Regions from separate parts of the Homo sapiens genome. Here region 1 is linked to region 2. A link is a loop called in an ENCODE intact Hi-C map of the cell type or tissue named here. Cell type or tissue: PC-3. All regions are shown on one strand. Links, peaks and the distances in the headings refer to the core of each region. The heading gives the core; the rest is flanking DNA.

Region 1 (5,391 bases), core at 174-5,173, 110 kb after region 2:
CACATCTATAATTAACAAAGCCCATCAAGGTTTGCTTGGAGTAGAAGTTGTGGGTGGGATAGACTGCAAAGAAACATAAGCAAACTTTTGGTTGTGGTAGTGGTGTCGGGTGTAAATAGATGTTAAAGTCTATTAAATTGTACACTTTAAGTGGGTGCAATTTGTTATACATAAACTATATCTCAATAAAGCTTCTCTTTCCTAAAAAAAAGTGCCTAGTCAAAGCTTTCATTTATTAATTCTTACTTAGGAATAACAAAAGTTTTCCAGGTAAATTAGACTATAGTTATCTAAACTGGTAGCCAGAAAGCAATCAAAGTCTTATAATTCTACATAACAGAAAATGGCTTTTTAAATTTTAAAATGGAATATTTTTAAAGAAGTTATCATCAATTGCCTGGCTCTATTATCTGAAATTCATTATGAGGTATAGATTTGTTTTATACCTGTGTTACACCACGTTTACAGATAAATTATTTATATAGTTTGGGCAGGGAAACCTCTTACTTAAGATACATAAAATGGATTAAAGAAATTTATGACAAAATGTGGTTACTCTTCTCAGTTTTTAATATTCCACCAGACCAATTTGGATTTCCTGCTGGGTAGACTTACTCATAATTAAGCCCAGACCCTGATTCTTTGGGATGAAGAGTTGCAGCCTCATTCATATTTAATACTAACAGATTTCTTAGGCTACGGCAAGTGTACTAAAGAGGAATGAGTGGAACCTTAAGACACAGGATTGGGATATACAGACATACACAGAAGAGGTTGAGAAATTTGAACAAACAGATTCTCAAAATTCTCTTGCTTTAGAGACAGCTTAATGCCTTCTCCTCCAAGAAAGTCAACCTTAATATGCGTACAAAGAAATAAAGAAAGAAAAAAATAGTGAAAGAAAGAAAGAAAAAAAACAATGACAAACACTTTTATTGACTGCCCTTGGGTAATTTATAATTTTTCTCAGGACAAATCCTCATGGTGCGTCATTGCCTGGGCTTTTAAGAAGAGCTAGAGCTCTTCTTTTTTTTTTTTTTTATCTTTTATTTTCTTTTCCTTACGATTTTCTTAATAACATTGTCTTTTCCCTAGCTTACTTTATCATAAGAATATAACATACAATCCATGTAACTTATGAAATATGTGTTAACCAACTGTTCATGTTTTCAGTAAGGCTTCTGATCAGCAAAAGTGTTACAGGTTTTTCTTATCATTTATTGGTAGAAGGCTGAGGAGAATGTATGAAATTCCTAGGATGTTTTAAGAAGAATGAAATACAACGCTCGATGGGGCCAAATACCATTATAGTTACCCTCACTCTGCATTCAGGGTTTAATGCCACAGCCTAAAAAGATGGAAGTGTTGGCTGGGCACTGTGGCTCACGCCTGTAATCCCAGCACTTTGGGAGGCCAAGGCAGGTGGATCACGAGGTCAGGAGATCAAGACCATTCTGGCCAACATGGTGAAACCCCGGCTCTATTAAAAATACAAAAATTAGCTGGATGTGGTGGCATATGCCTGTAATCCTAGCTACTCGGGAGGCTGAGGCAGGAGAATCACTTGAACCAGGGAGTCAGAGGTTGCAGTGAGCTGGGATCGCGCCACTGCACTCTAGCCTGGCGACAGAGAGACTCTATCTCAAAAAAAAAAAAAAAAAAAAAGATAGAAGTGTTGTTTATAGTCTACTAGATTGGCTAATCAAATTCTGGACTTAAATGACTTTGTATTAATGAAATTGAAATACCAGCACTCTTCTGGTAAACAGTGAAGTTGCAAGTCTCTGAGAATGACCATATAGCAATGGATCTATTTTGTCAACTTGTTCAGTGACTTTTTATCCATGCCCGGGAGGACCTGGAGTCTATTACTTACATAAGACATTGCAAGTGTATTAGTAAGAGGGCATTAGTATCCTCAAAAACTCTACGGTGCTTGTCCTTTGTAGGCAGGAGTTAATGGTGATGAATGCTGTTATTAAGTAGTTTTTCCTAATTTCAAAGGAAATAATGAAATTCAGAAACTGTAGAGGCCAAGGGGTAGCAATTAACTGTTTGAAAAAAATCAGGTGCAGTGATCACAATAGGCCTCAGAAACACACTAGTAATGAGAGTATCTTATCATGCAGATATTGGAGACCTCTAACTAATCACTGGATCATAATAAATGGAAACAGCTTAGTCATTTACTAAGATGATATACAGAGGAGAGAAATTTTAGATTTTGTGTGAAGGCCCCATTCTTTGAGGAAGCCCAAATAGCCCTGTAAAAGGCTATGGCTGAGTTCCCAGTCACAGTAGCCTTAATCTGTCAGTAATGTGAGTTAATCACCTTAAAACTGGATCCCTCTGCCCCAGTTGAGTCACTCTGTCTCATGTCTTATGAGTCAGACAACATTTTCCACCCCCTGAGATTGTTCCAGATTCATGAGCAAAGTAAATTATTTTTGCTATTTTGTCATTAAGTTTTGGAGTAGCTTTTAATACAATAATAAATTATTAGAGCAGGCATATTGGAATTTTCCTCCATACTGAGATATAAGCTGCTATTCCTTGCACTGCCCACTGCAAGATAAAATGGCATAACCTCTGGTGAAACTCTTAGAATTTTAGAGATAACCTGTACGACATGGGGCTACACTGCATCAACCTATTTTGAGAAGTATGTCATGGTTTCCTACTAAGCACTCATAAGAACTAATGTCTAACCTTGAACCCTAGGTGACTGTGACTTTACCTGCTCATCATGAGCTTGCTAATATAGTATCTACCGCATAATAAGTTTGGACAGGAGTCTGCATAATAAGTATGCACCAAGAGTCCATTGTTAAATGGAAATGGTATGTGTGAGACTCATTCTATGCATCTTGTTCAATCTTTATGTGAAGCCTCATGATGAGTGCTCCATGAGCTAATAAATGAAGAACAAAAAGCATGGACCTGAATTAAGAATCGGTTTGCCCAGCATACTGCCCCAAATGCATGTGAGTACTTCCTTTGTCATAGCCCTATACAGAGGTGACCCTAAAGACAAGGTAAAGTGAAATCTTCCAAAAGGGCAGAAACATCTGCCTTGTAGACAGTACATTAGGTTGTCCACACTGCATGGAAAGGAATAAGGTCTGAGGTTTGTATTTTAACACATGGACAGTGATTGATGGCACAGATGCCTGAACAAGAGCTTGGATAGAACAAAATTATTTAATTGGTAACATAGACTCCTAGGGGAATGGTGCAAAGGGTAATTGATTCTGATTATTTTGGAGGAACTTAACTTGGTATTACAAAATGGGGACAAGAAAAGATATTTCTGGAAATCAGGGCATTCAATGAAATAACATTTAGTTCTCTCCCTTAATTAAAGCCTTGCAGCTATTCAGGGAACCCTTACTTAAGGAAAATGGATGAGGCTGGGCGCAGTGGCTCACTCCTGTAATCCCAGCACTTTGGGAGGCCAAGGTGGGTGGATCACTTGAGACCAGGAGTTTGAGAGCAGCCTAGCCAACAAGGCGAAATCCTGTCTCTACTAAAAATACAAAAATTAGCTCTGTGTCATGGCGTGTGCCTGTAATCCCAGCTACTCAGGAGGCTGAGGCAGAGAATTGCTTGAACCTGGGAGACAGAGGCTTCAGTGAGCTGACATCCCAGCACTGCACTTCAGGCTGAGCAATGAAGCAAGACTCCATCCAGAAAAAAAAAAGAAAGAAAAGAAAAAAGAAAAATGGGTGAATCTCAGTAACAACAGCAAGCATTGTGGCGTTCTAAGTGGCCCTCTTTTTATCTCCTTTTTCCCTCTTCATTGTAGCCTTAAAAACCAACAGTCTGCAAACAACTGAATAATAGCTACTGAAGAGGGGTAAGAAGTTGGGCCTCCTGAACTTACCTGTTCCCAGAGAACCATCATTGTTCAACGAGTCTGCCATATCCCCACACCCATCTTCAAAGTAGTCTTTATTATGTATGACTTGAAGCTTACCTAATGAGAATAAACTTTTCCAATGGTGCATTTTCAAGAACAATCAAAGGAAATAGTTTAAGACTGTGAGTGCCCAAGGAAGGAAATGATGGTTGGAGACAACAAGAGGTTAAAGGAAACACTTAAAATAAAAATCAAAAATCTGGTGAAATGAGATGTCTGTAGAGAACTTCAGAATGCTCCAACATATTCTTGGAAATCTAAAATGCTGTATGCATACTTAGGGCTGTACCCAGACCTGTGTGTATGCACAGGGTAGAGCTGAGAAGGCCCTAAGCTCTTGCTGACAAACCTTAGCGCTCGTTGCAAGCAGAAAGTGAAGGCTAAGTAAGACAAAGATGTAAACTGTCACCTGAGTACTGAAGGTATGCATCAATGTGCCCAGAGACCCACTCAGCAAAGACTGAGAGACTTCTTGGTTTCTGGAATTTAAGGAAAGTCTATCCACTTAGTCTAACCACTAAGCTAGACAAGCAATGACTTCAATAATCAAGTAGGACAAAGAATCCACACTTTACAGAATTATTTTATAGAAGTCACTAAACAACACCAATAAATAGCAACAAAAACAAGCCCTGGGGTGGGAGAGCCTCTGTTTTCCAGAGTTGCCACAATATGTCTGTTAAAATGTCAAATTTTCTAACAAAATTTAAGAGACACTCAAAGAAAAATGAAGATGTGACTCATAGCTACAGATGTAGGGGGCAGTTAATAGAAACTATTCTCAAGAAGTTTAGATATTAAAATGACTACACAAAAACTTTAAAATCAGCTATTTGAGTATATTCAAGAAACTGAAGGAAACTTTGTTCAAATAACTAAAGGAAAGCATAAGAACAATGCCTCACCAAACAGAGAATATCAATAAAAATGTATACATAAAAAAATCAAGTCAAAATTCTGTACTTGAAACTTACAAAAACTTCCATGAAAAGTTCAGTAGAAGAACTCAACTGCATATTTGAGACAGAAGAAAGAAATCATAAAATTGAAGCTTAGTCCATTAAGATTATGTAGTCTGAGGAAGACAGAGAATAAAGAAACGATAAAGAAAAATGAACAAAGTCTTAGGGACCTGTGTAATTCAACAAGCATACCATCATATGCATGATGGGGTGCCAGAGGAGAGTAGAAACACACAAATTTTTGATTTAAAAAAATTAATCTATACATCCAAGAACCTCAACAAACTCCAAATAGGATGAACTCAAACAGACCCACACGTGACACATCAAAATGACACTATTAAAAGGCAAAGAAAAAATCTTGAGGGTAGCAAGAGAGAAGTAGCTCATCACATACACAAAAACCCTCAATAGGATTAATAGGTAATTTCTTAGAAGACACTCTGGAGGCCTAAGTCAGTGAAAGGACATATTCAAGAGCTAGAAGAAAAAAAGTCAACCAAAGACTCT
Region 2 (5,391 bases), core at 138-5,137:
ATGTGTGCAAAAACGTAAGTTCAGACACAGCACACTTTGGGAGAGAGAAGAAAGAGAGGCCCAGCTATCATGTGACATTCTATAGCAGTATGTATAACTTCTATTAAATGTTTGAAAAAATGCCCATGCTCTCTTTCTCATCTACCTCACAAGATTTTTGTGAGAATTAAATGAAGTATTGGTATAAATGTTTCTAGAGCAATATCTGGCATATTTAGTGCTACATATGTGATTTATTTTCTTCTGCTTCCCATTAGTATATAAACTGCACAGCAGCAGAGATTTTTCTACATTTTTATTGATAGATCCCACACACCTAAAATATTGCCTAGCGCAAGTGGATAGTTAATAAATATTTGTTCAATGAATGACTTGACCTATATAATACTAATTTCAGCTAAGTATTAAAATGGCATAGTACTCATTTGTGTTTTCTGCATGAAGAAAAATCAACACAGTTACTTCCTTTATAAATCTAGAAAAATATCTGAGAAACTATGATAATTTCAGTATTTCAACCCTCAGATTTGTTCCAAAATGTTGGATCACAATTGTCTCTAATAATTAACTGATAGGAAATGCTATCTTAAAAAAAATCACATTTATTTTTGTATGGATTATGATCCTGTAGCTTTGCAAATAATCATGAACTTGTTGTCAGATGCTTCTTTGATGATTTTGAGAATATATACATTATATTAAGATTCACATTGTGAATACTAAAGGAAATAGATATGATATGGAGGTCTCAAAAAAGATGAACTCTTTTATCTTAATGAATGTTCTATAATATATATGGATAATATTCTTCTTCCAATACCTATATGAATATTTAGTACTTTCTCAGAAAGCATGCCATGAAAAATAAAAGTAATTTTCTACCAACTGAATAATAAAATGTAAAATGAGAAAAGCTGATTAGAGTTATACAAAATGAGAAATTGGGCTCTACATAAAAAAAAACATTTTAAAGTTCACATTAAGAAAAAATAGTGTGTTAGTTTCTATAACAAAACTATTCTTCATGAATTACTTTACTAATTCTAAGTGAAGGCAACTGCTAGCTTTTAACAATAGCTAGGACTCAAAGTACCTCTAAAAAATATATTATAAATTCTTAGATCATTTGACTGTATACAGGAAACAAATATACAGAAACAATGCAAAACATATTAAATGAAAAAAATAGATATTTTGTACAAATTGATGGACATAAAAGAAAAACAGAAGGTTTGATATGGAATACCTCAAAGAAACTCAGAAACAAACAAACCAATAAAAGGAGATGTAGAATTTAGAAACTGCAGGAGTAGCTGAATGTGTTAATCTCTGGGGATTTTGCCCTACTCATCTTTTTCACAACTGTGGTATACTGCGTGTTTAGGACCCGCAAGAGAATTATTTCTCTGAAGTTGGTTTTTGCATGAAGTCTCTTTGCAAATGTGCTGATGGTATTTAGCTTGTATTAACTCCATTTATAGAAGCAAAGAAACTGAAAAATCATTTTACTAAATGAAAAACAAAAAAAAGCAAACAAGAAAGAGAAGAAGAAAAAATTTGCTAAGAAAATAGAGATCAACTGGACTACAATTTGCCAACAGAGGTTAATCCCCATAAAGTTCATGCCAGAACACCCAGGTGTATGAGCCCTTAAGAAAAAAAGACATTATATTTACACATCTAGATATAGATCTACCTATATTCGATTTGAAAAAACTCACATGCACATATCCACATACATATACATGCTATATTTTATTAGTACATTGCATTATACACTAGAATATATCTTCTACATCAAGAAAAATTTTTAAATTAATTTTGCACAAAGTATATGAAACCTTATTCAGTATAGTCCCAACTATATAATAATAATATTTATATATTAAAATAGTTATTTTAAATATATAAACAATAAATAGAAAATGCTCTTCTTGAAAAATACTGTAATAATCAGTGATCAAAAGGACACAAGAGAAATGAATCATTTCATAAGCTGTTCCAGAGCATTCAGTTAAGGGAATATGAGTAACTTTCAGAGCGCAAATTAGCTAAACAGTAGACTAATCACAAGCAGGAAATGCAAGCTTAGGTAGAAGGAAAAGGAGGAAAATAAAACCTTTCTTTCAAATATGATGTCTATATTTAGGTTTCAAATGGTAAGCAGCTCTACATAAAATGGCACCATTCTTCAGAGCCATTTGGCCATGACCTAATAAGAGTAAATAAATCCAGTGGTGACTTGGAATAACAGGCACTGGACTTAGTTCAACAAAATAGTTATAATGAAGCTCTCTCAAAAGGACTTCAGAATAAATACGTTTGAATATTCAAAAATGTAAATTAAGGTATTCCATGTTTGAAATATGACCAGGACATTATCAATAAGAAAAGTCAGATAAAATAATTCAATTTACACATATAAGTGCACTGTATTATGAATAGAGCAATATATTCAGTAAGGAACTCTTCATACTTGAAAAAAACTCCCTGTATAATGAACAAAACAAAATAGTTTGTTTGCTATTCTCATTTGAGAGAAACTGTTAACACCAATTCAAATAGGTAGTAAGTAAAGTTTAAAAAATGGTACAGTTTTGTAAGAAGGAAGAAATAGATGCTGTCTAGAGGGATTCAGCAAGTCTTAATGGGGAGAACATGAGCAAAGCAAAAAGGTGCCTTTGATTTCTGAGGAAATTAGGAAAGTTCTGTGACATGAATGGGAGGAAAAAAAATTGAAATGATCTGACAACCAAGTCCAAAATAAGGGACTTCTGAAGTCCCTAGAGTCAAAGATACTTCTAAGCAGAAGATATCAGATATCAACGTTTACTGCACACATTCTTTACTTATTTAGTCAGGTATTACAGTCTGCATTTTTTAATATCTGATAAAACTGAGACTCAGGATGTTTAAAGCTGTTAAGTACAGAGCCTGGACTTAATCATTATTTGTCTAAACCTCATTTTCTTTCTATTAGAGCAAGCTGCTTCAAGGTGTCCGCAGAGTAAACTAAAGGACAGGTGTAAAGCTTTGGGGGCAGAAGAAGTTCTTGTCAAAGATAAAGTTATTTTTGCTCTGAGTTAAAGACAAAATACAGTGGTCAGATAACCAACAGAATGGCAGAGGAGAAGAGAGTTTTGAAGTTAACTTCCAGTTCCGTAAGAAACCGTGTATGACTGTTCCAAGAAAAAAAAAAAAAAAAAAAAGGGCAGAGGAAAGCTTAAGCAACTTGGAGGAAAATACAAATACAACAATTATAATTTCAACATTATGTAGATTATGGTATATTTCTTCTTCTTTAGAGATCTATTTTAATCATATTGCATGTGTACAAATGGGAAATTTAAAGACAGAAGACTTACTTTTATTAAATGATATACTTTTGTAAATAGTTTCTCATCAAACATTTAAAACAAGCAATAGAAACCATCTAAACCATTTAAGATACAACTTTTAAGTCTAGTAAGGGGAAAGTAAAAATGAGGAGGAAGATAAGAAAAAAGAGAAATTGATAGGAAAGTAGGAACTGGTGGTTTAAAAAGTTTGAGAGGAACATAGCGGGATTTATTTGTGATTGCTGATGGAGAAATTACAATTGACATATTGTTGCAGGTGGCTTAGGTACTCAGTAAAGTGTTTGTTAAAATGAATTGAACTGAATTTACTTTCTTTAATTGTCTTCCAAAAGGCAAAACAAAAACATTGGCAACTAAGAAGAGATAAGAGTAAAGACAGTTTGATCTACTATCATTATCTTAACAAAATAACATTTTCTACTTTGACCTGTGTCATTATTAGCAGATTTTTATTGTTTAAACAATGAGGTGTAGTACTTTCAGAGGAATTTGGTACCATCAAGTTCCTTTTACACATGTAGTTGAGAACTGGGGCAGGGTCAAAGTTAGCGTTTCCATTGATGGTGAGAAAATTATTAAGCAAATTGAAAAGTACAATTTTAAGGGAAATGCTTACCTAATAAATAGAATAAAAATTTTAAAGGCGTTTCTGAAAACTAATTTACAGTATAGGAATAAAACCATACTCTCTCAAATGGCCTGCGCAGACTAGGTTAATGTTTTAATTTCTGATTTCTATTCAAATGTTAAAACCTTTTTTTTTTTTAGCAACAATCACTGTACATAATTGTATGAAATTAGGTTTATTTTATTATATACAGATTATAATCATATAATCGTTTTTTCACTTAAATCCCATCTACTCACCAAATAAGTATGAGATGAGTCAAACATACTTTCTGTTTAAATATTTTGCTCATTGAAACTCATCTGTTAGGCCAAATTACACAGTTCATGTTATACTGTTGTGATTAGTTGCAATTCCAATAATATTTTATCCTTAGATTGTAAGTAGACTGTTGCAACCCAACAGCAGAAACACGATGTTTCACTCTGTGAGGCTGTAACTCCTCAAAATTTCTATGCCTTTAAGAACTGGGCCATATCTTTTCCAAAATTGTCCAGAAAATGTAGGAATGGTTTCATTGCAAGTTCATTGATGGTCTTTTCTTATAAATGTCTCTCAGTTGCTATACTGGATAAAATATCACAATAGAAAATATTTGTGCTTTAGTCAGGCACAGGTTTTAGTCAGTCACATATAGACAGAGCACTGGGAAGATGCCAGGAGCTAGTATTAGGCCTGTAGTCTGAGACCTGGCTAACTATGAGAAGATGTTGAAGATGCTTAGCTGAGTAGGAACTGTTCAAATGGGTGTCAGCTATATTCCAGAAGATATAAAGCTTTGTTGGAGGGTATCATGCAGAGAAAGGAGCTTGCTAAGTCTCACAAGGTGACAGAGATAAAAAATAGATACCAGAAAGTAGCGAATGACAGTCAAACAGAAGCACCATTGTGTGAAATAGAGCCTGGATATTTGTGTTTATGGTTTGTACTGTACGAGTTTGTGTGGGAGCTTCATAGTTCAAGTACTAGAAAGTTGAAGGTTATGTGTGCCACGACTTGATGCCAGATAAGAAAATGTGTGGGTAAGGAAGAGTTTTTATCTGGGAAGTAATACAAAATAGTATGAAAGGAGAGGGAGAAAGGGGGAAAAGGACATACACATACACTCACACGCTGATACACATGACTCTATCCCTATGCAACATATACTTTATCTTATTTCATTTTTATAACAACACTCATGGTTACACTATTAGGGAGGTATTATTTTCCAAATTTTATAGAACATAAGGAGAATAGATATTGGAATGAAAGATCCCTAAACTAATTGCACAAGGTAAGTGAATAAAATGTATATCACCCTAATTCTCTCTATACAAAAAAATTACTGTGCTTCATGCTACATTTCATTGCATCTCAGTGGTGGTTAATCTATGTATTGCAAATTCTACTTCAGCATTAGGC

The links. Peaks named below come from ENCODE experiments on the same cell type or tissue, not always from the same donor. Only the 100,000 strongest peaks of a DNase experiment are listed, where the experiment ranks them.
Region 1: it touches region 2 in a loop (5-fold over the local background); 1 of 110 quality-filtered maps calls a loop at or near these places.

The regions. Positions count from the first base shown.
Region 1 is chr5:21,677,357-21,682,747 of GRCh38, reverse strand. No RefSeq gene overlaps it. Among named protein-coding and RNA genes, the nearest start is that of SNORA105A, 200 kb to the left of the region's middle. In PC-3, for the core only: no CTCF peak of the experiment used is centred there; DNase peaks (open chromatin) are centred at 1,867 and 2,327; H3K4me3 peaks cover 422 bases; H3K27ac peaks cover 1,848 bases.
Region 2 is chr5:21,790,417-21,795,807 of GRCh38, reverse strand. The region is part of intron 10 of CDH12 (cadherin 12); the gene reads left to right. Among named protein-coding and RNA genes, the nearest start is that of SNORA105A, 91 kb to the left of the region's middle. In PC-3, for the core only: no CTCF peak of the experiment used is centred there; DNase peaks (open chromatin) are centred at 2,127, 2,887 and 4,287; H3K4me3 peaks cover 2,071 bases; H3K27ac peaks cover 3,008 bases.